4 separate regions of the Mus musculus genome follow, and all the other regions are linked to region 2. A link is a loop called in an ENCODE intact Hi-C map of the cell type or tissue named here. Cell type or tissue: heart. All regions are shown on one strand. Region 1 has its middle 14 kb from the start of Gm46898. Region 2 holds the start of Zfp978 (zinc finger protein 978). Region 3 has its middle 28 kb from the start of Gm13212. Region 4 holds the start of Zfp982 (zinc finger protein 982).

Evidence for each region. Peaks named below come from ENCODE experiments on the same cell type or tissue, not always from the same donor. Only the 100,000 strongest peaks of a DNase experiment are listed, where the experiment ranks them.
Region 1: it touches region 2 in a loop (2.9-fold over the local background); 27 of 42 quality-filtered maps call a loop at or near these places.
Region 3: a loop joins it to region 2, with 8 times the contacts of the local background. A loop is called at or near these places in 12 of 42 quality-filtered maps.
Region 4: it touches region 2 in a loop (25-fold over the local background); 26 of 42 quality-filtered maps call a loop at or near these places.

What each region holds. Positions count from the first base shown.
Region 1 is chr4:147,421,924-147,429,923 of GRCm38, reverse strand. No RefSeq gene overlaps it. Among named protein-coding and RNA genes, the nearest start is that of Gm46898, 14 kb to the right of the region's middle. In heart, a CTCF peak has its summit at 3,794 (motif pointing left); DNase peaks (open chromatin) are centred at 4,153, 6,143 and 6,553.
Region 2 is chr4:147,121,549-147,129,548 of GRCm38, reverse strand. Zfp978 (zinc finger protein 978) reads right to left here and starts at 4,667. Exons shown (of 5, transcript NM_001378742.1): 1 at 4,222-4,667. It also overlaps the pseudogene Vmn2r-ps18. In heart, no CTCF peak of the experiment used is centred here; DNase peaks (open chromatin) are centred at 4,508 and 4,598; H3K4me3 peaks cover 815 bases; H3K27ac peaks cover 588 bases.
Region 3 is chr4:145,552,915-145,560,914 of GRCm38, reverse strand. It overlaps the pseudogene Gm21978. Among named protein-coding and RNA genes, the nearest start is that of Gm13212, 28 kb to the left of the region's middle. In heart, no CTCF peak of the experiment used is centred here; no DNase peak of the experiment used is centred here.
Region 4 is chr4:147,438,402-147,446,401 of GRCm38, reverse strand. It overlaps Zfp982 (zinc finger protein 982), which reads right to left and starts at 3,288. Exons shown (of 5, transcript NM_001371348.1): 1 at 2,863-3,288. It also overlaps the pseudogene Gm13161 and the pseudogene Vmn2r-ps19. In heart, no CTCF peak of the experiment used is centred here; DNase peaks (open chromatin) are centred at 2,651 and 3,051; H3K4me3 peaks cover 778 bases; H3K27ac peaks cover 621 bases.

The DNA.
Region 1 (8,000 bases), 300 kb before region 2:
ATGGCTTTAGGCAACATCTGTGAAAGGATTGCCCCCAAAGAGGTCGTGACCAACAGGTTGATAACCACTGCTATAACATGTAGTAAACACAATCTCACATCAGACATTCTGACTCTCTGGATTTTACAAGCTTTCCAATTTTTGTTTCATGATAATCTTTTAACCTTAGGTATATAGGCTGGTTGTAGACTTGGAACTCTATAGTCAGCTGTGAGGAAAGAATATTCTTAGCAGACTCTGGGTCCCCATGAACATTGTAGGGGAGGAATGATGAGACTGCTGAACATAAGCAAAAGATAATATTATCTTTTTGCAAGCAGAAGAGGTGTAGTTTTTAAAATTAGTGTGTGTGTATGTGTTACTTATATTTTTAGTTATTTTTAACAGCAACTGGATTGGAATCAGTGTGCATTTAGGAAGAGTGGCTGAAAGTTTGGTCTCTTCTGTTTGAAGAGAGAAAAGAAACTATAACTAGAAATATAATTGGCATAAATATCATTTAATCTTTAAGATTAGAATCTTGACTTTACCAAATAAAGCGTTTGAGAGTCATGAATTCAGATAGCCATTGGGAAAATGTACATGTTGGTGAAGTCAAACATTGTACCCTGCTGGTGTTTTGTGAAGACTTTTAAATGATTTTTAAAAAAATCAAATTGAAATGTCTTTGGTAATTATACTTTAGAGAAGTGAGAAGGTTTTCGGGTTTCCTGCCAGTGCGAGCTGAAGAAAAGGGAACTCCAGGGACTCTTTGGACATTTCCTTTTGTGTCCCTGCTACTGGCTGTGCCTCAGGAAAAAGCAAAGAGCTTCTGGCCAAGGAGGCAGCAACCGTGAGAAAGCTAAGCCCACCTTCAGTGACCCACCAGCATCGTTCAAGCCCAACTTATCTTCCTGATTTCATGGAACTTGCAATCATATTTTGCATTTAACGGGCACATACTGCAACAACTTGGGACTTGTTATCAAACTTACTTCTATACAAACTCCTCCACTCTACCAAATTTAAATACGATTGGTGAAACAAGCGTAGCTACAAATTTAACCTATCAAAGCTGCAGAAGAAAACAGACATTGTTTTCTTTTCTGTTCTTTGAGCTAAACCTTTATTTTAAAGAGTCTGGAGTCAATTTAAAAATCTCAAAGTATAAGCAACAGAAACCAAAGTTACTCGGCATCATTAGAACCCAATTCTCCCTCCATAGCTAGTCCTGGATACACCATCACACTGGAAAGGCAAGATTCTGATCTAAAATTACTTCTCATGATGGGGAGAGAGGACTTTAAGAAGGACATAGATAACTCCCTTAAAGAAATACAGGAGAACATGGGTAAACAGCTAGAAGCCCTTAAAGAGGAAACACAAAAATCCCTTAAAGAATTACAGAAAAACACAACCAAACACACGAAGGAAATGAACAAAACCATCCAGGATCTAAAAATGAAAATAGAAAAATAAAGAAAGCACAAAGGGGAGACAACCCTGGAGTTAGAAAACCTAGGAAAGAGATCAGGTGTCATAGATGCAAGCATCACCAACAGAATGCAAGAGATAGAAGAGAGAATCTCAGGTGCAGAAGATACCATAGAAAACATTGACACAACAGTCAGAGACAATGCAAAATGCAAACAGCTCCTAACCCAAAACATCCAGGAAATCCAGGACACAATGAGAAGACTAAACCTAAGGATAATAAGTATAGAAGAGAGGGAAGATTCCCAACTAAAAGAGCCAATAAGTATCTTCAATAAAATTATAGAAGAAAAGTTTTCTAACCTAAAGAAAGAGATGCCGATGAACATACAAGAAGCCTACAGAACTCCAAATAGATTGGACCAGAAAAGAAGTTCCTCCTGTCACATAATAATTAAAACATCAAATGCATAAAACAAAGAAAGAATATTAAAACTTGTAAGGGAAAAAGGTCAAGTAACAAATAAAGGCAGACCTTACAGAAAAGAAAGAGCAAAATTAAGGATGTGGAAAGAAACAAATGATACACATACTGACCAATTCTGTGGAAAGACTGTGGGCCACAGGGTATTTGTGTTTCCAGTACCATAGTGTTCTTGCATAATAAAATAAAGTGAAAATAAAAATAAAGTAAAAGTGTAAGCAAAGCTAGTTTACTCAAGCAAATGGCAAGTGTTCTCATGCAGTGGGGGCAGGAGAGTGGGGAAGGTAGAGGAGGAGAGGGAGAAGGAGAAGATGAGAGAATATAGCAGTACAGCTTTGCCACAGATAACTTAAGGGCAAAACAGTAACTTCTGGTATTTGCTATTTTCACTAATTATACATGCCTTTTTGCCTGGGTTTTAAGAAGACTGAAAGGGTTGCCTGCGTTTCTGCCTTGGTGATAAGTCCTTTATTTCTGAAACATGTCTGTTCTGAAAATCTAAACACTGCTCATAAGTGACACCGTGTGAAGGTCTTCAAATGTTTAAAATGTTAAATCACATACAAACTAAATATCCTCTGCTTGAAATAAAAAATATGTATTAGCTACTTCTCTTATATGGTGAAAAAATACTTTAACAAAGGAAACTAGGAAGAAAGGGTTTATTTGTCTCTGAGCTTGAGGGCATATTGCACTATAGAGAGGCAATTCTGGCAGCCGGGACATTTGACCGCAGTTCACACTGCATCTGCATCCAGGAAGCAGAAAGAGATGGGTGCTGATGCCTAGCTTGCTTTCTCCTTATTCAGGCGAGAGAGAGAGACAGAGAGAGAGAGAGACAGAGACAGACAGACAGACAGACAGAGACAGACAGTCAGAGACAGACAGAGGAATAGAGACACAGAAAGAGAATGAGAATGTTTTGGCTAATTAAAAGATAAAAAATTTAATAGAAATACTTAAATAGAAAAATCATTTTCGAGTCTTGAGATAACTCAGCCAGTAGAGGCAAACAATCACAGGACTTGCAATCTGAGTTTGATCTGTGGATCTCACAAGGTGGAAGGAGGAGAATCTATACCTTAGAGTTGTCCTCTGACCTACAGAAGTGCCAGGCAGGACCCTCCCTCACCCCCCACCACTCCAAAGGGGTCTGGACATATGGGTTTTAATGTACTTAGCATGGAAGGCTTATCTAAAACTAAGACAAGTTCAGAAGAATTGCCATAGAAGACAAAAACCAAAGCTGTTAGAATTTAAAGAATACTTCAGGCTAGTTTTGGAAGCCCTACCTACTTTTCTGAATGCAACAATTCTCTTATTTGAAACATTGTCTCATTATATCAAAGGGAAACATGAAGTGTGCAGTAAAGATAGTTAGGGAGGTGGAGTAAAGAGGAGAGGGTTTCCCCACCATCAAGGTGAAGGCCAGTTTGTCCACTTTCTCCTGTTTTCATTTTAATTATAGGAATTAGAGCTTTGGAGCCGAAGAGATGGCCGAGCCACTAAAGACTAGGTTCACAAACAAAAATATAAGAAGTTGGAGATTTGTATGGAGAGAAGAACACATGTCCTAGTTTATGTGGCAAATTCTCACTTACACACTTCCCCTCTCCAATATAAATAGTGCCTCCTTCCACTACTTGAAGATTATCTCAGCTACAGATGAAAACTAAAAGTACCCAAATACATACAAGCAGCACTTATTGGATATTTGTTTCAGAAGTGTGTGTTTGTGCGCTTGTGTGTATGTGTGTGTTTATTTCATGAAGTTGAGGGGAAAATGTGCTGGGGGTGAGTTCTCAAGGGGCTGGAGGGGGGCCCAGTAGAGTATGTATATACTCAACCTATATTGTATACACATATGAAGAGAAGAAAAATCATTTGCTTGACTCTGGCACCCTCTGGTGATTAAAGCATGAAACATCTTTACACAAACAAGTTTTCCTAAAAGCATTAGGACATTCACATTCTGATATTGCTTATTCCTAGAGGGGAAAGTAACACAAACTATTAACATTCCAAATTGGACCATCTAACAGTCCTCACTGAACCTCAGCTTTGAATTCCACATCCTTAAACGTTGTCACTATCGGAGTCTCACCACCACTGCCATCTTTGACACTGTCCAGCATGCCTTTTGTCTCAGATCTCAGTAACTCAGTACACAGATGACCTTCCCAACACTCTTCCCTGCTTCTGCAAAGTTCTCCCAGGTAATGTCTTGGGGGTTGCCACCCCAATTTCTCTCCCTTTCAAGTCACCATTAGTAACCCAATTCTTCCTCGAGACCCCTCAAGAAGCTGCACACCACTCCCTCACTGTGCTGCATCCTATGTGGTCTTCTTTAGTTCTCATGTTCCCACGCCTGCTGAAAGTCCACAATCTTTTGTTGTATTCACACCTCTGAGAGCACCTAAACTCCCTCTTTTACCTAGGCAGACTCTAGACAAAACCCACTAACTCTAACTTCTCTATTTTTTTTCCATCCTGCATGAAACTGGGGAAAACATAAAAAATAATGACTCATCTGATTTTAAATTCAGGGTCAAGAATTCTGATGTCTCATTGGTATCCAGCTGATACTGTATGGTGGCTAGCCTCAGCCTTTTGCAGTCTCTCTCTCTCTCTCTCTCTCTGGGGGGGGAGGGAGGGGGAAGAGGGAGAAAGAGAAATTCTTGCTATGTGTCACACCACTCCTGTCATTGTCCTTATTTTTCTATTTCAATAGTCATCTGATTCATTCATTCATTCATTCATTCATTCATTCTCCCAATCATATTCGCCCTCCCCCCATGCACATGTGTGTATCATTCTCGAGTGATAATATCATTTCCTGCTTTACTGAGAAAATTGAAGCAAAGGGGAACTTTGAGATTACTGGCAGTGCCCACCTTATTGTAATGAGAGGAGCAGTCTACCTTTCTAAGTAAAGACCAGAGCAGCTGCTTTGTATCAAATTCCATTTCTTTCCTTGCTCAGTGACAGCCCTTTCCTCTTTCTCCTCTGTGTCATCTTATAAATATGAAGTCTTCCGGATCACTTGGCACAGCATAAACATGCTGGTATTTATTTACCCCATCTCCAGTCGTTCTCTCTTTTTTTTTATTTTCAGTTTTTTCAGTCCTTCTCTTAATCCCACATTTCCTTCCAATTGTTCTATTGCTCTGAACTCTTTTACAACAACACTCTTCAAAAATCCCCTCAAATTCCATCAGCTCTCTAGTCTTGTCCTTGGGTTCTCTTTCAAACCCACTCTACTCAAACAAAGAGATTAGTAATAAATTGCTGACTTAAATGTGAGATGGTTTTGTAGGCAGCAATAGATAGATATCTGGACTAACGATCAGAGACAGTAACTTGGCCTCCTCCAGAGGGAGCGATCTCATCCTAAAACCATGCTGCTTTAGGAGCTGTCCACTTAGGAAGAGCTGGGGATGTGTGGCTCCTGGGGGTTGTAATCATCAAAGCTAAGTATGGCCTCTCGTATCTGTAATCCCACCACTAAGGAGGCTGAGTCAGATGAACAGCAAACAGCAAGTTTAAGGCCAGCCTTAGAATCCCAATCACCCAAAGAAATTAAATCAAAGTCATTGATGAGAGCACAATTCCCAAGGAATTAGACCCCAAGGATTTAGAATATAGCATGTTGGTGGAATAATGAAGGTGGCAGTAACAGTTTGAAAAGGATAGCTAATAACATTCTAGAGTCTGCAATTGAAAAATCAGAAAATCTCTAAGAAAATTTTGACAAAAGATAGCAACATTTACAGAAATAATGGGCCCATTATGTTCAGCTAGGGGATGGGGCATGTCCATCTTCAACTTGACTCTCTGGGATAATACTTCCATCAGTACATTAAAAATTCACTGATGAGAGTCAGCAGGTGGCATAGAAGCTAAAGACACTTGCTGTTAAGCACAACGACCAAAGATCAATCACTAGGACCCATATGGTGGAAGGGGAGAATCAACTTCTCCAAGTTGTTCTCTGACCTCTACACACGCTCTATAGTATCATTGCATGAACCCCTAACCAAATAAATGTTTAAAAATGAATAGACTGGAACTAGAGAACTGGCTTAGCTGTTAAGAGTGCTTGCTGTGTAATCATGAAAGTCAGAGTTTGAATTGTAGCATCTATGTTACAAGTTGGACGTCTCATGTATGCCTGTAACCCCCACTCTGAGACGGGCCAGAGACAAGAGAATGACTGGGGATTGCATCCATCCTACCAAGGAAATGAGTTTCACATTCAGGCAGAGGCCCTGGCTCAAAGAAGTAGGCACAGGGTAATAAAGGTGGGTATGTTGACTCTCTCTTCTGGCCTTCATGTATGTAGACAAATGTGTGTACTTACAATAAGAATGCATACACTTGGACAGACACATATATACATACATACATACATACATACATACATACATACATACATACATACACACACACACATACATACATACATACATATTTTAAAACTGGTAGCTATGGCTCACATCTAATAAATGCTTTGGTGAGCCAGACACAAAGAAGACATAATAATAGATGACTTAGATCTGAAGAACTCTGTAGGTCAGACAGAATGGTAGGTGTGATTGACATGGAAATGGATACCCTAACCTCAGGGCGACAGCAGTGACCTCAAAGGCCAGCAGGTACAGCTTCACTGTTAGAGAGAATGTGGTACAATTTCCAGGGTAAGCTAGAGGGATGAGAGGTAACCAGACTTCTCTGACCCGTTGTTGTACTCTATGGCAAGAGCACAATAATCATGGGACTGAGATCTTCATGACATACACAGGGAAGCAGAAACTTAGGGGGCCAAAGCATGCCTTACGCCCAATACTCAGCACTAAGTCCATGCAGAGGCTGAGAGCCCTCTGAGGAGCATATATTGGAAGTTTTTCGTTTTTATTTTTCTATAGTGATTCTTTTTATTTTTCAATTTTGAACACACACACATATAAAATATACTTTTTTATCTTTCTCCTCATTATCCTCCTTTACTCCCACTCTCCACTAAATTTTGTCTTCCCCCTTCTGGTTATTTTTGTGTGTATGTGTGTGTGTGTGCGTGCACGCGTGTGTGGTGTATATGTGTCCCATTGTATTTAATTAGGATTGCTTGCATGGCGGGGAGGGGATTATAAACAGATACAAATGGAACCTGAGTCTTAGATTATAATTATTATGTTTAAAAAGTGTGTTTTATTTAAGAATCTTACATAAGAAGCACAATTGATCCTGGTTGAGAACTACTGATAGAAACAAGTATTTATCAATAGTTACATGTGGTGAGCCTTAGTAAATGTCAATTCTCAGGGTATATTAGCTCATCAGCAGGGTGTAGGTCAGTAGGAAGACATCCTCACAACCCTGGTTCAAGTACAGCAGCACCACCCCTCACAGAGCCATAAGGAAAATACTGATTTAAGAAACCGCTCTCCAGGATTCTGATTTAATAGGATTAGGATAATGTCTGTGGATTTGCAATTAATACCCAGTAATAATCACCATAAGTTTGTCAATTAGTGCTGGTCTAGAAATACACTTTGGATAATGCTGCCCCAACGAGATCTACTCTGGGCGACTCTTGGTCAAGGAAAGAGTCCACACTTACAGGGGTTATTAGATATGGCCTCTAAAATTGTCCACCTGACCTGAACTATTCAAAGACTGAGCCTTGCAGAGGAGTATGTAGGTTGCAGGCCTTGCAGAGTGGCAGCTGTGATGGGAGCGAGCATTAAACGGGGTTCTCTTGAACATGCCCTTCTACTCCCAAGAACACAGAAACAATGCAAGTATGAACCCCAAATCCAAAAGTCCCAAAACTGAAGTATTCCATAGTCTGAAACATTTGGAGTAATAAAATGTTGAATATTGTACAAGTGGCCTTCTGTGACACATCACAGTAAAAATGCAGGTACAGTTACCTGCAGACTGTACTGCAAAGTGTATGTGAATAAGGAAGTGTGAACACGTTTTGCACTTAGATTTGGGTCTGACATAAGACTTTAAGGAATACATGCACACATTCTCAAGTCTGAATCACTTATGGCCCCAACTATTTTGGATCAAGGGATGCTCAGCCTGTACTGTGTCC
Region 2 (8,000 bases):
TGTAAGGTCCAGGAAAATTCCCCATCTATTACAAGGTAAGATGTTTTATATAATACATTGTCACACGTACAGTTCTGCCAATGCATAGGAAAGCACCATGGAGCAAGACTCCATGGAGTCCTGCTGGATGTAGTCTTAGTAAGATGTTCACAAAACAAAACAAAAAATAAATTTTTTTTAAGTACCAGCTTATAAGTGTATGAAGGTGTTTCAAATGAAATCTCTGAATTCTGAAAGAGATGGAGTTCCAGTTGATCTTGTCTTTTCCACTGTGTTACATCAAGAAAGTTGCTAGCCAAAGTGGTTTCATAAAAATATCCAAAGACTGCTGGCCACTGACAACAAAAGGGGTTGCTTTTAACAAACTGACAATAAGTCTTCATTGCTAAAGACAGGGCTGACACAAAACACTGTATATGAAAAGGGCAAACTGGTGCCTGCAAGAACATTGACTCTTATGTTCCATTGTCCTCTTTATGGAAGGTGCTTTGAAAGGTACACAAAGTGAAATATATACACAGAACCAACCAAAAAGACGTTGATCTATAATTTTTCCTTTCAGCAAAATATGCTTAGGGCAATGATGTCATGAATTTACTGGGAATAACCAATCAATGTCTAATTTGACTTAAATACCAAAAGCACTCTGGTAAAATGTTATATATCTATATACACAAGGGTGCTTGGTCATGAGTGTACTGGGAGTGTTTGTGGACACACCAGTGTTATAAGTAATGAAAAGGTTTCTATATACTATAAAGCATAAAACTTTCATTGGAGCAGTCTCCCAGCTATCATTTAGATTTAAGACAATTCAAGCCTATGACCTCATACATAGATACCTCTTAACCTCTCTCCCGCTCCGTTCTCATCTATCTGTTATCTTCTCTGTCTCCCACTAAATCTCCATCTGCATTCTCCTCTCTACATCTCTTTTAATATCCAGAAATTCGGCCCTCCAATTCTTGTCCCAGGAATTGGATGTCAGGTTTTTTCTTACAAGCAATCATGTGTGAAACATCACCAGAACTTCTCTGGATTGCCTCAAGGCTTAGAGAGCTGCTTGCCATTCAAGTATCTCAGCAGGGGTGGGAGGAGTATTTACAAATGTAAAGCTGGTGATGGGCCATAGAAATGACAATATCAAGATCCTGCTAGCACTCAGTTCTCTGCCAATAAAAATTTGAAAATACAGACACACCCACTGAAAAGGTTAGGAAATCCACCTCAATACACTTGGAGAATCCAAGCAGGACAGAAGAGGCAATTGGGGCCCACAGGTTGGAATGTCACTTTGATGTAGAGTAGTCTGACCTCAAATCAAGAGGAATACACCTGCCACAGTGTTCTGATTGCTGGGATTATGCTAGCAGCATTTGCAAGTTTCATGTCTATAGAGTCAAGCAATGTAATCACACTTTGTATATCTCAACAACATATTTTATATTCTAGAAAACATCTTTTGACTGTCTTTCCATTTACACTAACACAACATTAACATCCTATGAACCAGAAACAACCATAAAATATATTTTTCTGTAGAGGGCAAAAGGAAATTATGGTCAAGAATAAGCACTAAGTTAACCAGGGATGTAAAACCACAGCGCTTTCTCTTCAGTGCAAGAGAAGTACACTTTTTTTTTTTTTAACCAGAAGTAAAGGAATGGATGTAGTAAGCAGCTTGGTGACCTGTGGTAGATGTAGTGCCAAACCAAACCTGAAAGTCCCAGACTATTAAGTTGTCCCAGACAATCATCCTAGATCATTGTTTCTCCATCAGTACAAACCATCCTTGGGGGATATAGGACATGTACTTTACAGCTTGGTGTCCTCTACACTGTATGCTTGATCCTCCTCTAGGCTCTTTAGTTTTAGAATCCAACTTTAAAGAAAGACTCACATGTACTTTGCAAAAAACCTTTGAGGTAGCCACACATTTATTTGCATTGTATACATACAATTGAGACAACTATTACCAAAAAATTTCTTTCCAAAATTATACTGTGCTTACTTGTTCCTAAAATAAACAACCCTGAGATCAGAATCTTGAAGTTTCACTCAGCATTGGCAACTGAGTCTACCGGGAAAACTTATAGTTTACTTCCCAGTTTTAATAACTCAGAAACTCCTTAGTTTACTCAAATTCAGAACATAAAATCCAGGCAATCTCCAACCAGAGCTATTTCCAATTCTGAAAATCCTTCCGCCACACCCACCCCAAAAAATTAAACTATGAAAAGCCTGCCTCCCACTCATTTCTCTTGGGCTTCTCACCTGAACAGAGGCAGCCTCCCTGTAGTGTTTTCCCAATAAATTTCTTGTGTGTGGTTAATTGTTCCATGGGACATTGTGGTATATCATGGCTTCTGACTGTCAGGAGACCTTTTACTTCAGAACTGTTCACATATTCACTGGGAAAGATTTTCCCTGAGTGCTGCTAGAATTTCATTGGCAATAACACACAAAACACCCACAACCAGTGTAGAAATATTTATAGAGTGGTATTGAACTAGATTTCTTTTGGTCTCATGGATTGTTATTCTACCAGACCTAGTGTTTGCAGAGACCACCATGCTTGTATCACTTAACCAGTAAACATCAATCATAGTCTTTCATTCTGACTAATAAACTCAGTTTTGAGCACAAAATTTCTTCCCTTTGGAATTTTAGCTTTTTGATGTCTTTCATTTATAATGACCTATAGAGGATATACTTTACCAGAAGCCAGCAAAATGTTTCACAGAAAAATGCAGAAAAGACCAGAAATTTGAGACTATAATTTGTGAGATACAAGTACTAATGCCTACACATGAACTATTAATGATGATGTTCATGCTGTGAATAAATTTCAGTAAAAGAACACTCTGAGCCAGGCATGTTGGCGCACGCCTTTTAATCCCAGCACTCAGGAGGCAGAGGCAGGCAGATTTCTGAGTTTGAGGCCAGCCTGGTCTACAAAGTAAGGTCCAGGACAGCCAGGGCTATAAAGAGAAACCCTGTCTCAAAACAAACAAACAAACAAACAAAAAACAAAACCACTGTGAAATCCAGAACCAAGATCTACTTGGCCAAAAGTTTAGGGAAAAAAAAAAAATCCCAGTCTATGAACCTATGAACATGGTTTGCCTCACGATAAAAATGACTGAGTTTGAATGGCCTGTGAATATCATGAAGCCAAGGAAAGAGAAGATGAGAGAAATGGGCAGAATGCAGATGAGAGGGTGCCTACTGGCTTTCCAGATGGAAGGTGCTGGGTGATTCACAAAAATCCCAAGAATCATACCTCTGAAGGCAGGGAAACATAGACGCATATAGGCAAGATCCATTCTCAAAGGGTCTCCATAGGCCAGAGATGTCAAAGGTGTATGGATGCAATAGTAATCTAAGCTCTGTGATGGTGTGCCAATCCTCTGAACACTTCACGCACTAATAAACATGTGATGGAGAAAAGACATTATCACCGCTGGGAATGGTGGCCCATGACTTCAATCCCAGCACTTGGGAGGCAGAGGCAGGGGAATTTCTGAGTCCGAGGCCAGCCTGGTCTACAAAGTGAGTTCCAGGACAGCCAGGGCTATACAGAGAAACCCTGACTCAAAAAAACAACAACAACAACAACAAAAAAAAAAAAACCAAAGAAACAAACAAATAAAAAAAAGAACAACAAAACAACAAAAAGAAAGTATCATCATTGCAGCTTCCACAATCACAGGTCACTTTCAAACACTGGAACCCATAGAAGAAGGACTGTTTTGTTGAGCAGAGATGAAAGTGAAGCAGAGGCCAGCTCCCTGTGGTGCCAACTGCTCTGTGTCAAGTCGCAGTTTTGCTAACATCACTGACATGAGGGTGGGCAGAGCAGACTGCTCTTCTGAGGCCTCCTTTGCTGCACTGCCATCTAAACCATACAGAGGCGGTTCTACTTGAAGCAGTAAGGGATTGGATAAGGAATGTTGATATGAGGATCATGCATCTGGTGGAACACTTCTGCCAGGGCTGGTTCCTGGCCAGCTTCCCCCAGCAAACTCAAAGGAATCACTAAGTTTATGTCCCCCTAGAAGTGCCTTTCCCTTGGCTAGTGTCATATGGCTCAGCTTTCCTTTTCCGATTTCGCTGGTCATTCTGCTTTTTCTCAGGAGTCTCTACTTCTTTATCACTCAAGGACCCCACGCTGCACAAACTCTGGTTAGAAGACACACTGTTGAGTGGTCCCTTACTTACACCAACTCCAGTGAACCTGGCCTCTAGTAATTCCTGCCTTCGTGGGTCCAGGCTATGCAGTTCTTCCATCATTTCTGCCACCGCTGCCGCTCCACTCTCCTCTCGGGCGGGGCCCCGACCCGACCCGGCTGCTGACCGCTCCGCTCTCCCCTTGGGCAGGCCCGGGGCGGAGCCAGGGCCTCTCCTGAGCGCAGCAACCCCTTTCCCCCGCCCCTCCCCCCCTTGCAGCCGCCGCCCCGCCGGGCTCCACAACAGGGCGGGCTGGGGAGGGGGACTACGGAGGCCACAGATCCCCGAGCTCGCGTATGGAGCCAGGAGGCTGACGCGGGCCCGAGCACCGGAGGCCGCCGGGGGGCCGCGGGGCCGGCCTCCTGGAGCCGGACAATGGCCAAGGGAGGCGCAGAAGGGTCTGGGTCGGGCCGAGAAGTGGGGGCCCGCTCGGCTGGGGGCCACTCGGGTGCGGCACGGAGGGCGGGGTCGGAACCGCTAGTGCCCAGGACCCGCCTCCGGCCCCTTAATCAGGATCGGTTCCTCAAGTGAGCTTTCTAGTAAGCTACCTGAGTTGGCTAAGTGGGTCCCCTTAGTAAGCTACTCCTTAATATTTCTGTTTCTCAGGGGGAGGGTATAGGGGGCTTTTGAGATAGCATTGGAAATGTAAATGGGGAAAATATCTAATAAAAATATTAAAAAAATATTTCTGTTTCTCTAAGTCTGTCAGATGACTCTGGGCAATAAGCTGAATACCAATGCTCCAACATGTTGAAGTAAGGGACTGTCCAAGTGATCCGTGATCTCTGTAAATTGACTAAGTTTTGGAAGCTGTGTTAGGCTTTCTTTATATTTTCAGTTAATATCAGTCATTCTTGGATTTCTGATGGGGTTGAAAAACTGCAGTCTACTAGCCAACCCAGGTTTTTTACTTTGAGAGGAACAGTTCTGAGAGGATGGTTTTAAGATGGCATTCAATATAAAGCCAAGATATATCCAGATGTAGAATTATAAGTCTTTTAAGTAAAGATCCATGACAGAGGTTCTGTTTAATTAACAAAGATGGTGGACTGGGTGTTAGGTCTCTAGTACTTTATAAATTACAAAATAATAATAGTTATGTTCAATTATATCTGAGATAAAATAGTCTTTTAATTGGACAGAAAGGAGGAAATGTTATGAATAGCCCCAGAGCTAATTATATTTGATGTTAATTCCATTCTCCTGTGAGTGGTTGTGAACAAGGAATGAGTCTGCACTCAGGTGATTTCTTGTAAACCAGCTCCCCACCTAAATTTGTAAAATACAGGAGAGCTGATAACTGAGCAGATAAAGGGAAGGTGGATCAGAAGGTGGCAGGAGACTGTCCCTTGATACTAGCTGGGGGCAAATGAGTTGGCTTCAAGGGAGTCATGAGAGCAGCAGAGCTGATTGTGATCCTCACCTTTCTAGCAGCTGAGACAGCAGGCCCTGCATCTCACAGCACAGTAGAGCTGTCCCTGCATATGGGGCTTGCAAGTGAGGTAATCCCAATGGCATGAGCACAGCAGAGCTGGGTCTTCCTCATGGGTGCACTGTTGTACCTCTGTTGAGAATTCTGTTTAGCTCTGTATCACATTTTAAAAATTGGGTTATTTGGTTTGTTGGTGGCCGACTTCTTGAGTACTTTATATATTTTGGATAGTAACCCACTGTCATATGTAGGGTTGGTGAAGGTCTTTCCCATTCTGTTATCTGTTGTTTTGTCTTATTTACAATATATTTGCCTTACAGAAGCCTTTCAGCTTGAAAGGTTCCCACTTATTAATAGTTTGTCTTACAGCCTTGAGCCATTGGTGTTCTGTTCAGAAAGTTGTCTCCTATACCCATGAGTTTAAGACTATTCCCCACATTCTTTTCCCTTAGACTTAGTGTATTCAGCTTTATATTAAGGTCTTTGATTCCCTTGGATTTGAATTTTGTGCATGGTGGCAGATATGTATCTATTTACATTCTTCCAAATGCTGACATTCAATTAAGTCAGCACCATTTTTTGAAGATACTTTCTTTTTCCATTGTCTGGGTTTGACATTTTTGTCAAAAGCAAGTCCTTTTCATCCTCCATCTTATACCCATCAGAATGGCTAAGATAAAAAAAGTTAGAATATGCTGCTGAGGATGTGGAGCAAGGGGAACAACTCTTTCATTGTTGGTGCAAGTGAAAATTTATTCAACCACTTGGAAAATCAATTGTGTGTGTGTGTGTGTGTGTGTGTGTGTGTTTGCAGAAAAACGGAAGAAGTTCTACCTAAAGACCCAGCTATACCACTAATGGGCATATACCCAAATGATGCTCCAATATCCCACAAAACACTTGCTACACTATGATCATAGAAGCTTTATTCATAATAGGCAGAAACTGAAAAGATGTCTCTCACTGAAGAGTAGATAAGGAGAATGTGGTACATTTACACAATGGAATACTATTCAGCTACTAATAACCAAGACATCACGAATTTTGCAGGTAAATGGATATAACTTGAGAATATCGTCCTGAGTGAGCTAACTTAGTCCAAAAACAACATGGATGACATATACTCACTTAAAAGTGGATATTAGCCAAAAAATACAAGTAAAATGTTACATTCCATAGACCCAGAGAAACTAAACAAGAAGGAAGGACCAAGGGAAGAAGTTTGAATCTCACTTAGAAGGAGGGATAAAATAGTCATATGAGGAAGATGGAGGAAGGGAGCTGGGATGGAGAGGGGTTGGGGAGGGCAATTCATAATCAGGTGTTCGGAAAGACAGAAGAGATGGCCAGATGTCCATGAAAATGAATGGAAATCTGCACCTGACTATGGTGAGGAGGTGTGGGGCATGTTCAGGATGAGACAGAGACTATAAGGAAGTATAAGGAAGCCCCCAAGAATCAGTGGAGGTGACTTTAGCTGTGACTCACTTCTTTGGGGATATGATTTCTTAAGAGGCCATCTCCTGTAGCCAGAAAGGAGCCTCTAGGGTGTTCTGAAGACCTTGGAGGTGAGAGAATCTCAAAAATCAAAGGGAGAGACCTTAGATGAAATACTGTACAGTGGGTAGAGGAAACTCAAAGAGTCCATCTCCAGTAGAAAAACAGCATCAAGTGGACAGACGGGATTGCCATCCAACAGTCAAAGATTCTGACCCAAAATAGTTTCTGTAAAAGAACAGAAGAGACAAAAATAGAGAAGAGACTGAAGGAAAGGAGGTGCAATGACCAGCCAGAATTGGGATCTATCAAATGAAACATGGCTAATGAAAAAGTAATGCACTTCCAAGTGGAATTGTATTTATCTACAAAGAAAACTGAAATGAGAAAATTGGCAAGAAAATGTATGGAACTATCAGAAAATTTATACTAAGTGACAAATATCAATGGCATGTGTCCATTCTCAAAAGTAAATCCTAATGGTTACATTTGAATGCTTTATTGTTAAGAATTGTTTTTGCCATTCTGGATTTTTCACCTTTCCAAATGATTTTGAGAACTGCTCTTTCCATATATTTGAAGAAATGTGTTAGGATTTTGATGGGGATTACATTGAATCTATAGATTGCCTTTGGTGGGATGGCCATTTTTACTATGTAAATTCTGCCAATCCATGAACATCAGAGATCTTTCAATTTTCTGAGATATTCTTCAATTTCTTTCTCCTTTCTTGTATTTATTCTTTTTTTATTAGATATTTTCTTTATTTACATTTTAAATGTTATCTCCTTTCCTAGTTCCCCCTGTGAAAATCCCCTATCCCTTTCCCCCGCGCCCTGCT
Region 3 (8,000 bases), 1.6 Mb after region 2:
GTGTGAATAAATTTCAGTAAAAGAACACTCTGAAATTGAGAACCACGGTCAATTTGGCCAAAAGTTTGGGAAAAAATATCCTAGTCTATGCACCTACGAACATGGTTTGCTTCACTATAAAACTGACTGAGTGTGAATGGCCTGTGAATATCATGGAGCCAAAGAAAGAGAAGATGAGTGAAATGCACAGAATGTAGGTGAGAGTGTGGTTACTGGTTTTCCAAATGGAAGGTGCTGGGTGATTCACAAAAATCCCAAGAATCAGACCTCTGAAGGCAGGGAAACATAGATTTCACAGGTAATAGCCATTCTCAAATGGTCTCCATAGGCCAGAGATGTCACAGGTGTATCGACTCAGTAGTAATCTATGCTCTGTGATGGTGTACCAGGCCTCTGAACACTTCACACACTAATATACATGCCATAGAGAAAAGAAAGTATCATCACAGGGAGTGGTGGCCCATGCCTGTAATCCCAACACTTGGGAGGCAGAGGCAGGTGAATTTCTGAGTTCAAGGTCAACCTGGTCTACAGAGTGAGTTCCAGGATTGCCAAGGCTACATAGAGAAACCCTATCTCAAAAAAACAAACAACAACAAAAAAACCAAAAACAAAACAGAAAAAAAGAAGGAGGAGGAGGAAGAGCAGCAGCAGCAGCAGGAGGAGGAGGAGGAGAAAAGTATCATCATTGTAGCTTCCACAGTCACAGGACCCTTTCAGACACAGGTGGGAGATGCTTTTCAACATCCACATCCTTTGCAGCTGAGGGTGTAACTGAAGTCACTGTGGTACAGCAACAATTCTAATTCAAAATGTCCATCCTCTTCACTGATTAAAAACTAAAGACGTATATGTATAAATTTTATTTACCTATGTGTAAATGTTGCTATGTTATTAATGTTGCTAGAAAAACACATTTCTTTGAATATTTTGGATAATTGAATGGGGTATGCCTTCCAGTCAATCACAGTTCTACTGACTCTGGAAGACGAATAGCTCATTGCTGTCAAAGTAGAACACCTGAAGATCTATGGCCTGTTTGAAAAGATTTGCCAAAACTGTCTGGTCAATATACCAAGCCAGCTCACGAGAACCTGGGGCAGAAAGTGGACATTTTTGTGTCAGGACATCTGGACATACAGAAGTGTAATCTTGCAATAAACAAAAATTAGTTGTGAAATGGGGTGAGGCAGAGCATGGTTCAGATAGACAGGTTGAAAGCAGGAAGAGGGAGGATTAATTGTTGGGTGGTGGACCACAAACTAATTCAGAGCACCCATAGAAAAGAATCCATAAGATCCTGGCAGCCCAGGAAAAATAATCTATGTCAGCTTCCTGTGCAGAACATGAAAGCCAGGATCCTCCAGCACCATCACAAGACACTTGCTAAGAAGGTGTGTGACTGCTTTTGAAAGCTCAGTTTAATGAAGAATGGATTCCTGTTTCCTATCGATATAATTTCAGTGGAGCACAGGCCGTATGCTAGCCAGTCAGGACAGGAAGGATCAATGGGAACAGGTGTTTGAGATCTGGTCTTGATACTGTTGCTAGTATTAGAGACTGTGATGTACAGTAGCTAACATCAGTAGTGATAAGGTTGTTGTGACATTTGTGTGGTTACGGAGTTTAACAATTTCCTTTCCCCTTTCATAGGTACCATTGGATACCTGGAGGGAGTGAAGAATCTGAGACACGGGGAAAGCCCTGCAGCTGTTGTTCTAGCATTCCCACAGCAACTGAGGCAACTTACTCTAGATGTGGAACTCAGTTCTGACTTCTCTGTTTTTAGAGAGACAGCTGATAATTTATATCAGCTGTTCATTACTTTGATGAAAGATAGATAGATAAATAGATAGATAGATAGATAGATAGATAGATAGATATTCATCCATATTAAAATGTTCAGACAAATAGATGTACCTAGAAAAAAATTATCTATGAAGGTAAGCCAGACACAGGTGGAGAAATATGGAATATATTCACTTATGTGTGGATATTAGCCAATGCTAAAATAATGAACTGGATAAGCCCATTGTATTTAGAGATATTAAGTATAGAAGAGTTGACTTCAGAGCACACAGTGGCACACAGTGGCACACAGATTCCCTGGTGCAGGTAAATAAAATAGATTTCATGGATCGACTGGAGGCAGATGGAGATGTGAATGGGAAAATGAGGTAGAAAGTAGGAGGGAAGTTAAGGTTGAAGAAGAAAATGCTGAGAGACAGTTGGAAATTAGAGGGGTATTTGAGTGATGATATGGAAGCCTATAGTGGTATATACTTCCTAAATGCTATAAAGACAATCAATATTCAGTGACCTACTAATGGGGGTGAAGCAGTCCCAACTGACATGGTATTTGCTTCAAATGAGCTTTCTAGTACACTACCTGAGTTTTATTCAATTGAGTTGTTGGCTAAGTGGGTCCCTTAGATCCCTAAGCAACCTAGGCAGTTGCTAAGATAACTCTTTGCTCTGTTAAAATTGAGAGCAGTTCTCTATTACCAAGCATATCATTCAGAGAACTCACTGGACACAGAGAAGGTGAACCTTCCTGCCTATATAATATTTTCTTTGGTATGTGAAGTTGCTAAACAGGCTAACAAAAGAGAAATGTGAAAAGCAACCTAGCCTCAAAACCTTTGGCTAAAATCTTGTCTACCTGCCAGATATGCTAGGGGAATGATGGCACAAACCATGTAAGAAAAGCTAACCAATGTCTCTTTTGACGTAAATCCTACTCTGTAAGCTGAAACTCATAACCAATTCTGCATGAGTAGCTAGGAACCACACAGTAGATAAAATAAACACCCAGGGGAAAAACAAACACTACCACTCAAGGAAAAATATCAACGATGTGATCCCCAATGATATTCTGTTATACTCAAGACCAGTGTCTTATTCTGTCACCATCCAAGAAGCTTCCTCCTGCATCAGACAGGAAGAGATGCAGAAACCTACCCACAGATGTTAAGTAAAGACAAGAGTCCTTGTCACAGACCTTTAAATCAAACCTACCCCAAAATAGGTCAGGCAACTGCATGTGAGAAAGAATGAAATAGCCAGATGTGTTAGAGGACCCAAGGAGAAAAGGCTATCTGAATCAAATGAACCAGGTTCATGTGAATTTACAGAGAAAAAAGCAATAAACACAGGGCCTGTATAGGTTTGTGCCTGGTCCTCTGGCATATATTATAACCTCTAAGCACCACCAGCCCAAGAAACAGGTAACTTCTTGGAATGCTGCAGGTTGCAAGTCTTAGGAAAATGATAAATCCTCATAGCCTATACAACCCCCTGTAGCATGTGACCCAAGTCCATCTCTTAGTCAGGATGTAATATCTAATAAAGCTTACCCACATGGTGGAATTCATTTTTCTCTGGCGATTCTCTGGTTTAACAGAACCAACAATATATCTTCTCTTCAGCCATACTTTGCAGCAATCTTGTCTTTGTTTTTCATTCAAACCTAAGGTGTAACATTAATACTTAATCCTATGAAGACACATTTTGAATGCTGTATTTACATCAAAACCTGCATATACCTCAGTGTAAAATTAATGGAGATTGTAACTTTACTCAGTAAATGTTAATATTTACAGCCATTTGATGGTGCTTTATAACCTACATTTTCTAATTCGGTGAAATCTGCAATGGTCCCTCATATAACTAATATCTACAAAGCTCTTTTGGAATGTCTATTCAGTCCCCTGTTAAAAGGGAAATGAAGTAGCAAACAGAGAAACAGGGGAGTTAAGAAACATGGGAGAATTTGAGTTCAAGGAGCTTTATTGAGGCTTTATCAAAGAGAACTCCTGTGTACAAACTACAGAGGCTGCCAAGGATCGAAGAGGTTATTTAGAAAAATATTCTGGCAAGTATACAATTAATTCAAGCATCACCAAAACCCCCAGGTTCATAGAATCTCAAACTTCCTAAAAATGGTAAGATACCCACAACAGAATTGTGAGTGTGGCAGGAGAAACTGCACCCCTGCTCCACACCCCTGCTCTGCTCCTGCCCATTTCCCATCCCAACAGCTCCACTGACCTTGAAGGTGAAAGCTGCTGAATGTTCTGGGAGTAAGGCACAGCAGCTGCAGCTTAAGGAGGTACCTCAAATACTCTCCCAATACAACTTCCTGAACACTAGGCATCTGAGATACATTGTCTTTTAAATATGAAGGACAAGCCCCCTTTTAAAACCTGTGGAACAGATATTTTACAATTTTCAGAACCCCAACTTTCAGAATTACAAGTCTTACTTCAGATTAGAAATTATCTTTTCTCTACTGGACATGTGCAAGGTCATTCTGTGCTTCCTGATCAGATATATGAAGGTAAGGATTAGTTTAATTTCTTTTTTTTGGGGGGGGGGGTTTCAAGACAGGGTTTCTCTGTATAGCCCTGGCTGTCCTGGAACTCACTCTGTAGACGAGGCTGGCCTCAAACTCAGAAATCCACCTGCCTCTGCCTCCCTAGTGCTGGGATTAAAGGCGTGCGCCACCATGCCTGGCTTAGTTTAATTTCTTAACAAAAGCTTGTTGCTTTTCCTATGAAGATAACATAGCAAGATCTTACATTACAAATCACCACTGCACTCAGAAAACTGCTCCTGCATTCCTGCAAATCTGTTAGCTCAGCTTGGGTATTTAACCCCTGATGAGCCTATATCCCTGGGATTTAAAACAGACAAATGTTACACATGTCCTGTCTTTGGGAAAGTTTGCTTTTATTCCTGTATGTATATATGCTGAATTCTCATTGTTATTTATACCTTTGCCTAACCTGGGGAAACCTTCAAAGATATGATACAGTATTTGTTTTATTAGTTTATAATGCCAAGGCCTCAAAATCAGAAAATACTTAAAAGGCATATTAAACTTAAAAGGCGTATTAAAATTGGTGTTTGACTCTTAGTTTCTCATATTCCACTGACATCTCCTATAATTCACAGGGACAGGCTATTGTAGAATGAGCTCATCAAACCTTAAAAGATATAGACATCTAAATTACAAAGTAGGGCTGGTGAGATGGCTCAGTGGGTAAGAGCACCCGACTGCTCTTCCGAAGGTCTGGAGTTCAAATCCCAGCAACCACATAGTGGCTCACAACCATCTGTAACAAGATCTGATGCCCTCTTCTGGAGTGTCTGAAGACAGCTACAGTGTACTTACATATAATAAATAAATAAATCTTTTTAAAAAAGTAAAATTATAATTATTGATCTCCTTATAATACTTTATATAACAATAAATAAGTCAATTTTTTAAACTTTTCTAGCCCCTAATAAAATAAAGACCTATTAACAGGATAATAAAAATGACTGATGTTTTTCTGGGAGAAGATCTGTTTATATATTTACAGGACTCTGCAGAGAATTTGTATGTACATGAAGAACAACTTGTCCTCAAGGAGATTAAAATCACAACTTAATATTCAGTGAAAACCTATACATCAAAATTAGGATAAAGTAAAGTTTAAAGTATGAAATAAAAATATAAGCAGAAAAAAAATCTCACATGCTCTCTCAATTTATATCCACCCATCAAGGATGCACTCGCCTTGCAGAGTCACAGCTGGATAACAGAGTGTTAGGGCTCCATCCTCTCAGATGAGGTCATGCTTCCATCCCACCTCAGTGTCCTCTATGACCATTGGGCTAAATGTCCCTTTTTTGTGTGTACACAGCAGTCTCCTCTGTGGTGGCTAGCTGGTAGCCTGAGGCTCCTGGCCTACTTGCTCATGCAATGGCTGTTGGCTGACACCACAGATCTCCTGCCCAGGTATCTGCTGTGTGAATGATAGGGTTGCTCTTATTCTCTGTCTCAGAAAGCACCTCTGAATAATAACTTAGTAAAATCATTCTCTTTTTCTGCTTCCCTATCTCTGACTCATTTGCCCTTTGTAAGTCATCCACCTCTTTTGGGTTAAAAGGAGGATGGAGAAACATAGGGAGGAAGAGGTAGGAGAGGAGAAGGAAGTAAAGGAGGAAGAGGAGGGGAGGAGGAGGAGGAGGTTGTAGGCAAGGAGCAGGGACCCTGAGTACCACCTTCTCATATTACAGAGAGTGAGTTAGAGTAGCTGTCACCAGCATTTCCAGTCTGGGGACACTAAGGTGAAGAGCAAGCAGGTCAGATTTGCAAATGGAACCTGACCTCTTGCTCTGTAACCAAAGTGACTGTAGGAGGTCACCAAGGTGTGGGAGGTAAAGGTGTGGGTGGTAAAGACATGAGAGATATAGGAGTGGAAGTTGTGGGAGGTTTTGGTGTGGGAGGTGTAGGTATGGGAGCTGTGGGAAGTGGAGTTGTGTTCCTTCTGCAGTAGCTGAAATTGCATCTTAAAGGGCAGCTGCCTACTCTGTCATGTCATACTGCCTTGTCTGATTCAAGGATAGTGGCATTTGTTGCTCCAGAAGGGAGCATCAGAGAAGTTCACAGATGGAGGTTCCAGCCAGTCATACCAGCTCCCTACATGGGAGACAGAGACAGGAACACCCACCCTCCAGGAGTTCACACAGTAACACATGTGTTAGTCAGGGTCCTTTAGGAGAGGATCTGAGACAGAATACATATCATAAGGAAGACTGGTTGCATTGACTTCCATGATATGGACCCAGTGGTTCCTCTATCCATGAGCTGGATGACTTAGCAGTTCCAATATGGTGTTGAAGGCCTTGGGCATTCCTGGAGAGTCTCTGGGCTTCAGCCCATATTGAAAGGCTGAAGAAACTGGGCTTCTCAAAGAAATGAGACAGGCACACTTACCAGCAAGGAATGAAGGTAGGCAAACAAATAGCAGTGTATTTTCCTTTAACTTCTGTCTCCTCTGGGAATCTTCACCCACCCTAGAAACACCTCTATAGACCCACACAGAGGTTTGTCTCATAGTTAATTTCAGATCCAACCAACTAGACAATCAGAATTAGCCTTCATGCTGTGCTGAGCCCCCTGCAAGTCCAGAAGAAAGCTCCAGGCATGTAGCCTTTAGGAATCCTCACTTGCCCTGGGGTGGGGTTTTCTATGCTGAAGCAGCTTTTGAGTCACTGCTCTGCCAAGTAACCCCACACACTCCCTGATCCACTGAGTCATACCTTGGTGGGAGGGTGTCTTTGGTCTGTGGTGGTACTCTCTGTGGGCTGTCTAGACATTGTTCACCTCTCCCCAGGAGTCACCCAGTAGCAGAGATGACTTCATGGCACCTTTGTCCCATCTGTAGGAACCTTTGTCCCACCTGTAGGGCCCATCTGTAGGGACCTTTGTCCCATATGTAGGGACCTTCGTCCCATCTGTTGGTCGGTAGTGAAATTGTTACCCTCTTGTCGTGAACCACCCATCTGATTCAGAGACCTCTGGGTCATTTCTCTGGTTTTGGTTGTCCCAGTGGAAGTGGACAAAGATGTCTTTGGGTTTGTAGATGATGATGTTTTCTGAAACGCGTGCTTTCTGTTTGCAGCTGTCCTCTCAGGCCTTAAGGACCGGAGGACTGTGGTCCGCAGACTTACTAAGAGGACCTACAGGCTGCCACCCTGGGGGATGCCCTGGGAAGTTGGGAGAGCCAGGGCTGTCTGGTAGTTTCCGGAGATCGATCAGAGGGACCGAGTTCTGTTGTTGAAGCTGGCCTGCTTGTGGAGGACACAAAAGGGTCACGTGTGTCTAGATCTGTTGGTTTTTGTTTTGTGGTCTTTTTTGTGTGTGTTTTGTTTTTTTGTTTTTCGAGCCAGGGTTTCTCTATATAGCCCTGGATGTCCTGGAATTCACTTTGTAGACCAGGCTGGCCTCGAACTCAGAAATCCGCCTGCCTCTGCCTCCCAAGTGCTGGGATTAAAGGCGGGCGCCACCATGGCCGGCTGTTTTGTGTGTTTTTTTATATGTGTTTAGAGCTATGTGAAAATCTAGAGAAGCGAAGGTAATTCTCATAGGTGCTTGTGTGTGCTAGAGATGATTTACACATGAGAGAACGGGTTTGAAAAAGCAGTACTTTCTGACTATCTGGCGATAA
Region 4 (8,000 bases), 320 kb before region 2:
AAACACTGTATATGAAAAGGTCAAACTGGTGCCAAGAACATTGACTCTTATGTTCCAGTGTCCTCCTTATGGAAGGTGCTTTGAAACGTACACAAGGTGAAATATATACACAGAACCAACCAAAATAGACGTTGATCTATAATTTTTCCTTCCAGCAAAATAGGCTTAGGGCAATGATGTCATGAATTTACTGGGAATAACCAATCAATGTCTAATTTGACTTAAATACCAAAAGCACTCTGGTTAAATGTTATATATCTATATACACAAGTGTGTGTGGACATGAGTATACTGGGAGTGTTTGTGGACACACCAGTGTTATAAATAGTTAAAAAGGTTTCTATATAGTGTAAAGCATAAAACTTTCATTGGAGCAGTCTCCCAGCTATCATTTAGAATTAAGACAATTCAAGCCTATGACCTCATACATAGATACCTCTTAACCTCTCTCCTGCGTCGTTCTCATCTATCTGTTATCTTCTCTGTCTCCCACTAAATCTCCTACATCTGCATTCTCCTCTCTACATCTCTTTTAATATCCAGAAATTCCACCCTCCAATTCTTGTCCCAGGAATTGGATGTCAGGTTTTTTTCTTAGAAGCAATCAGGTGTAAAACATCACCAGAACTTCTCTGGATTGCCTCAAGGCTTAGAGAGCTGCTTGCCATTCAAGTATCTCAGCAGGGGTGGGAGGAGTATTTACAAATGTAAAGCTGGTGAAGGGCCATAGAAATGACAATATCAAGATCCTGCTAGTTCTCTGCCAATAAAAATTTGAAAATACAGACACACCCACTGAAAAGGTTAGGAAATTCACCTCCATACATGTGGAGAATCCAAGCAGGCCAGAAGAGGAAATTGGGGACCACAGGTTGGAATGTCACTTTGATGTAGAGTAGTCTGACCTCAAATGAAGAGGAATACACCTGCCACAATGTTCTGATTGCTGGGATTATGCCAGCAGCACTTGCAAGTTTTATGTCTATAGAGTCAAGCAATGTAATCACACTTTGTATATCTCCACAACATAATTTATATTCTAGAAAACATCTTTTGACTGTCTTTCCATTTACACTAACACAACATTAACATCCTACGAACCAGAAACAACCATAAAATATATTTTTTCTGTAGAGGGCAAAAGGAAATTATGGTCAAGAATAAGCTCTAAGTTAACCAGGGATGTAAAACCACAGCGTTTTCTCTTCAGTGCAAGAGAAGTACACTTTTTTTTTAAACCAGAAGTAAAAGAATGGATGTAGTAAGCAGTTTGGTGACCTGTGGTAGATTGTAGTGGCAGACCACACCTGGAAGTCCCAGACTATTAAATTGTCCCAGACAATCATCCTAGATCATTGTTTCTCCATCAGTACAAACCATACTTGGGGGATATAGGACATGTACCTTACAGCTTGGTGTCGTTTACACAGTATGCTTGATCCTCCTCTAGGCTCTTTAGTTTCAGAATCCAACTTTAAAGAAAGACTCAGCCGGGCATGGTGGCACACGCCTTTAATCCCAGCACTTGGGAGGCAGAGGCAGGCGGATTTCTGAGTTTGAGGCCAGCCTGGTCTACAAAGTAAGGTCCAAGATAGCCAGGGCTATAAAGAGAAACCCTGTCTCAAAAAACAAAACAAAACTACAACAACAAAAAACAAAAAACAAAAACAAAAAACAAAACCACTCTGAAATCCAGAACCAAGATCTACTTGGCCAAAAGTTTAGGGAAAAAAATCCCAGTCTATGAACCTATGAACATGGTTTGCCTCACGATAAAAATAACTGAGTTTGAATGGCCTGTGAATATTATGAAGCCAAGGAAAGAGAAGATGAGAGAAATGGGCAGAATGTAGATGAGAGAGTGCTTACTGGCTTTCCAGATGGAAGGTGCTGGGTGAGTCACAAAAATCCCAAGAATCAGACCTCTGAAGGCAGGGAAACATAGATGCATATAGGCCAGATCCATTCTCAAAGGGTCTCCATAGGCCAGAGATGTCAAAGGTGTATGGATGCAATAGTAATCTATGCTCTGTGATGGTGTGCCAATCCTCTGAACACTTCACGCACTAATAAACATGTGATGGAGAAAAGACATTATCACCGCTGGGAATGGTGGCCCACGCCTTCAATCCCAGCACTTGGGAGGCAGAGGCAGGGGAATTTATGAGTCCAAGGCCAGCCTGGTCTACAAAGTGAATTCCAGGACAGCCAGGGCTATACAGAGAAACCCTGTCTCAAAAAAACAAAAAAAACCCAAAGAAACAAACAAACAAAAAAAAACCAAACAAACAAACAAAGAACAACAAAACAACAACAAAAAGACAGTATCCTCATTGCAGCTTCCACAATCACAGGTCACTTTCAAACACTGGAACCCATAGAAGAAGGACTGTTTTGTTGAGCAGAGATGAAAGTGAAGCAGAGGCCAGCTCCCTGTGGTGCCAACTGCTCTGTGTCAAGTCGCAGTTTTGCTAACATCACTGACATGAGGGTGGGCAGAGCAGACTGCTCTTCTGAGGCCTCCTTTGCTGCACTGCCATCTAAACCATACAGAGGCGGTTCTACTCGAAGCGGTAAGGGATTGGATAAGGAATGTTGCCGTGAGGATCATGCATCTGGTGGAACACTTCTGCCAGGGCTGGTTCCTGGCCCGCTTCCCCCAGCAAACTCAAAGGAATCACTAAGTTTATGTCCCCCTAGAAGTGCCTTTCCCTTGCTAGTGTCATATGGCTCAGCTTTCCTTTTCCGATTTCGCAGGTCATTCTGCTTTTTCTCAGGAGTCTCTACTTCTTTATCACTCAAGGACCCCACGCTGCACAAACTCTGGTTGGAAGACACACTGTTGAGTGGTCCCTTACTTACACCAACTCCAGTGAACCTGGCCTCTAGTAATTCCTGCCTTCGTGGGTCCAGGCTATGCAGTTCTTCCATCTTTTCTGCCGCCGCTGCCGCTTCACTCTCCTCTCGGGAGGGGCCCCGACCCGACCCGGCTGCTGACCGCTCCGCTCTCCCCCTGTGCAGGCCCGGGGCGGAGCCGGGGCCTCTCCTGAGCGCCGCAAACCCGGCCCTGGCAGTCGCCGCCCCGCCGGGCTCCACAACAAGGCGGGCTGGGGAGAGGGGTCACGGAGGCCACAGATTCCCCGAGCTCGCGTATGTAGCCAGGAGGCTGATGCGTGCTCGGGCACCGGCGGCTGCCAGGGGGCGCGGGGCCGGCCTCCTGGAGCCGGACAAAGGCCAAGGGAGGCGCAGAAGGGTCTGGGTCGGGCCGAGAAGTGGGGGCCCGCTCGACTGGGGGCCACTCGGGTGCGGCGCGGAGGGCGGGGTGCGGGGTCGAAACCGTTAGTGCCCAGGACCCGCCTCCGGCCCCTTAATCCAGATCCACTCCTCAAGTGAGCTTTCTAGTAAGCTACCTGAGTTGGCTAAGTGGGTCCCCTTAGTAAGCTACTCCTTAATATTTCTGTTTCTCGGGGGGAGGGTATGGGGGACTTTTGAGATAGCATTGGAAATGAAAATGGGGAAAATATCTAATAAAAAATATTAAAAAATATTTCTGTTTCTCTAAGTCTGTCAGATGACCCCGGGGCAATAAGCTGAATACCAGTGCTCCAACATGTTGAAGTAAGGGACTGTCCAAGTGATCCGTGATCTCTGTAAATTGGCTAAGTTTTGGAAGCTGTGTTAGGCTTTCTTTATATTTTCAGTTAATATCAGTCATTCTTGGATTTCTGATGGGGTTGAAAAACTGCGTAGTCTCCTAGCCAACCCAGGTTTTTTTCTTTGAGAGGAACAGTTCTGAGAGGATGGTTTTAAGATGGCATTCAATATAAAGCCAAGATATATGCAGATGTAGAATTATAAGTCTTTTAAGTAAAGATACATGACAGAGGTTCTGTTTAATTAACAAAGATGATGGACTGGGTGTTAGGTCTCTAGTACTTTATAAATTACAAAATAATAATAGTTATGTTCAATTATATCTGAGATAAAATAGTCTTTTAATTGGACAGAAAGGAGGAAATGTTATGAATAGCCCCAGAGCTAATTATATTTGATGTTAATTCCATTCTCCTGTGATTTGTGAACAAGGAATGAGTCTGACTCAGGTGATTTCTTGTAAACCAGCTCCCCACCTAAATTTGTAAAATAAAGGAGAGCTGATAACTGGGCAGATAAAGGGAAGGTGGATCAGAAGGTGGCAGGAGACTGTCCCTTGATACTAGCTGGGGGCAGATGAGTTGGCTTCAAGGGAGTCATGAGAGCAGCAGAGCTGATTGTGATCCTCACCTTCCTAGCAGCTGAGACAGCAGGCCCTGCATCTCACAGCACAGTAGAGCTGTCCCTGCATATGGGGCTTGCAAGTGACGTAATCTCAATGGCATGAGCACAGCAGAGCTGGGTCTTCCTCGTGGGTGCACTGTTGTACCTCTGTTGAGAATTCTGTTTAGCTCTGTATCACATTTTTAAAATTGATTATTTGGTTTGTTGGTGGCTGACTTCTCGGGTACTTTATATATTTTGGATAGTAGCCCACTGTCATATGTAGGGTTGGTGAAGGTCTTTTCCCATTCTGTTATCTGTTGTTTTGTCTTATTTACAATATATTTGCCTTACAGAAGCCTTTCAGCTTCAAAGGTTCCCACTTATTAATAGTTTGTCTTACAACCTGAGCCATTGGTGTTCTGTTCAGAAAGTTGTCTCCTATACCCATGAGTTCAAGATTATTCCCCACGTTCTTTTCCATTAGACTTAGTGTATCCAGCTTTATATTAAGGTCTTTGATCCCCTTGGATTTGAATTTTGTGCATGGTGGCAGATATGTATCTATTTACATTCTTCTACATGCTGACATTCAATTAAGTCAGCACCATTTTTTGAAGATACTTTCTTTTTCCATTGTTTGGGTTTGACATTTTTGTCAAAAGCAAGTCCTTTTCAGGCTCCATCTTACACCCATCAGAATTGCTAAGATAAAAAAAAGTTAGAATATGCTGCTGAGGATGTGGAGCAAGGGGAACAACTCTTTCATTGCTGGTGGCAGTGAAACTTATTCAACCACTTGGAAAAATAAATTGTGTGTGTGTGTGTGTGTGTGTGTGTGTTCGCAGAAAAACGGAAGAAGTTCTACCTAAAGACCCAGCTATACCACTAATGAGCATATACCCAAATGATGCTCCAATATCCCACAAAACACTTGCTACACTATGTTCATAGAAGCCTTATTCATAATAGGCAGAAACTGGAAAGATGTCTCTCACTGAAGAGTAGATAAGGAGAATGTGGTACATCTACACAATGGAATTCTATTCAGCTATTAATACCAAGACATCACGAATTTTGCAGGTAAATGGATGTAACTTGAGAATATCATCCTGAGTGAGGTAACTTAGTCCAAAAACAACATGGATGACATGTACTCACTTAAAAGTGGATATTAGCCAAAAAATACAGGTAAGATGTTACATTCCATAAAACCAAAGAAACTAAACAAGAAGGAATGACCAAGGGAAGAAGTTTGAATCTCACTTAGAAGGAGGAATAAAATAGTCATAAGAGGAAGATGGAGGAAGGGTGCTGGGATGGAGAGGGGTTGGGGAGGGCAATTCATAATCAGGTGTTCGGAAAGACAGAAGAGATGGCCAGATGTCCATGAAAATGAATGGAAATCTGCAACTGACTATGGTGAGGAGGTGTGGGGCATGTTCAGGATGAGACAGAGACCTAGTATAAGGAAGGCCCCCAAGAATCAGTGGAGGTGACTTTAGCTGTGACTCACTTCTTTGGGGATATGATTTCTTAAGAGGCCATCTCCTGTAGCCAGAAAGGAGCCTCTAGGGTATTCTGAAGACCTTGGAGGTGAGAGAATCTCAAAAATCAAAGGGAGAGACCTTAGATGAAATACTGTACAATGGGTAGAGGAAACTCAAATAGTCCATCTCCAGTAAAAAGACAGCATCAAGTGGACAGACGGGATTGCCATCCAACAGTCAAAGATTCTGACCCAAAGTAGTTTCTGTAAAAGAACAGAAGAGACAAAAATAGAGAAGAGAGTGAGGGAAAGGAGGTGCAATGACCAGCCAGAATTGGGATCTATCAAATGAAACATGGCTTATGAAAAAGTAATGCACTTCCAAGTGGAATTGTATTTAGCTACAAAGAAAACTGAAATGAGAAAATTGGCAAGAAAATGTATGGAACTATCAGAAAATTTATACTAAGTGACAAATATCAATGGCATGTGTCCATTCTCAAAAGTAAATCCTAATGGTTACATTTGAATGATTTATTGTTAAGAATCGTTTTTGCCATTCTGGATTTTTCACCTTTCCAAATGATTTTGAGAACTGCTCTTTCCATACATTTGAAGGAATGTGTTAGGATTTTGATGGGGATTACATTGAATCTATAGATTGCCTTTGGTAGGATAGCCATTTTTACTATGTTAATTCTGCCAATCCATGAACATCAGAGATCTCTCAATTTTCTGAGATATTCTTCAATTTCTTTCTCCTTTTTTGTATTTATTCTTTTTTATTAGATATTTTCTTTATTTACATTTTAAATGTTATCTCCTTTCCTAGTTCCCCCTGCGAAAATCCCCTATCCCTTTCCCCCTCCCCCTGCTCCCCAACCCACCCACTCCCATTCCTGGCCCTGGTATTCCCCTATACTAGGGCATAGAACCTTCAATTTCTTTCTTGAGAGACTTGAAGTTACTGTCATACAGGTCTTTCATTTGTTTGGTTAGAGTTTCTGCAAGATAATTTATATTATTTGTAGCTATTGTGAAAGGAGTTGTTCCCCTAATTTCTTTCTCAGTCTGTTTATCATTTGTATAAAGGAAGGCTACTGATTTATTTGAGTTAATTTTATACACAGCCACTTTGCTGAAGTGAGTTATCAGCTGGGGGAGTTCTCTGATATAAATGTTGGGGTCGCTTATGTATACTATCATATCATATGCCATTAGTGATAACCTTATTTCTTCTTTGTCAATTTGTATTCTCTTGATCTCTTTTTGTTGTGTTATTATTCTAGCTAACACGTCAAATACTATATTGAATAGGTATGGGGAGAGTGGACATCTATATCTTATCCCCAATTTCAGTGGGTTTGCTTCAAGTATGTCTCTATTTAATTTGATATTGGCTGTTGGTTTACAGTAAATTGCTTTTACTCTGTTTAGGTATGGGCCTTGAATTCCTGATATCTCCCATACTTTTAACATGAAGGGGTATTGTATTTTGTCAAATGCTTTTTCTGCATATAAGGAGATGATAATGTGATTTTTTTTCTTTGAGTTTGTTTACATAGTGGATTACATTGATGGATTTTCGTATATTGAAACAACCTTGCATCCCTGGGATGAAGCCTACATGATCATGTTGAATGATGGTTTTGATATGTTCTTGGATTCAGTTGCAAGAATTTTATTGAGTATTTTTGCATTGATAATCATAAGCAAGATTGTTATAAAGTTCTCTTTTTTAGTTAGGTCCTTGTGTGGTTTACGTGTCAGAGTAATTGTGGCTTCATAAAATGAGTTAGGTAGTGTTCCTTCTCTTTCTGATTTATGAAATAGTTTGAGAAAATTGGTATCAGGTCTTCTTTGAAGGTCTAATAGAATTTTGTACTGAATCCATCTAACCCTGGGCTTTTTTGGGGTGGGAGGATTTTAATGACTTGTATTTCCTTGTGCAGTATGGGCCTGTTTAGATAGTTTACCTGCCCTTGATTTAACTTTGGTATGTGTCATCTGTCTAGAACACCACCCATTTCATCTAGATTTTCTAGTTTTGGTGAGTATAGGCTTTTATAATAGGATCTGAAGATTTTTTTTTGAATTGCCTCCATTTCTGTTATGTCTCCCTTTTCATTTCTGATTTTGGTAATTTGGATACTGCCTCTGGGGTGGGAGGATTTTAATAACTTCTTCTATTTCCTTGTGCAGTATGGGCCTGTTTAGATAGTTTGGCTAGGGATTTATCAATCTTGTTGATTCT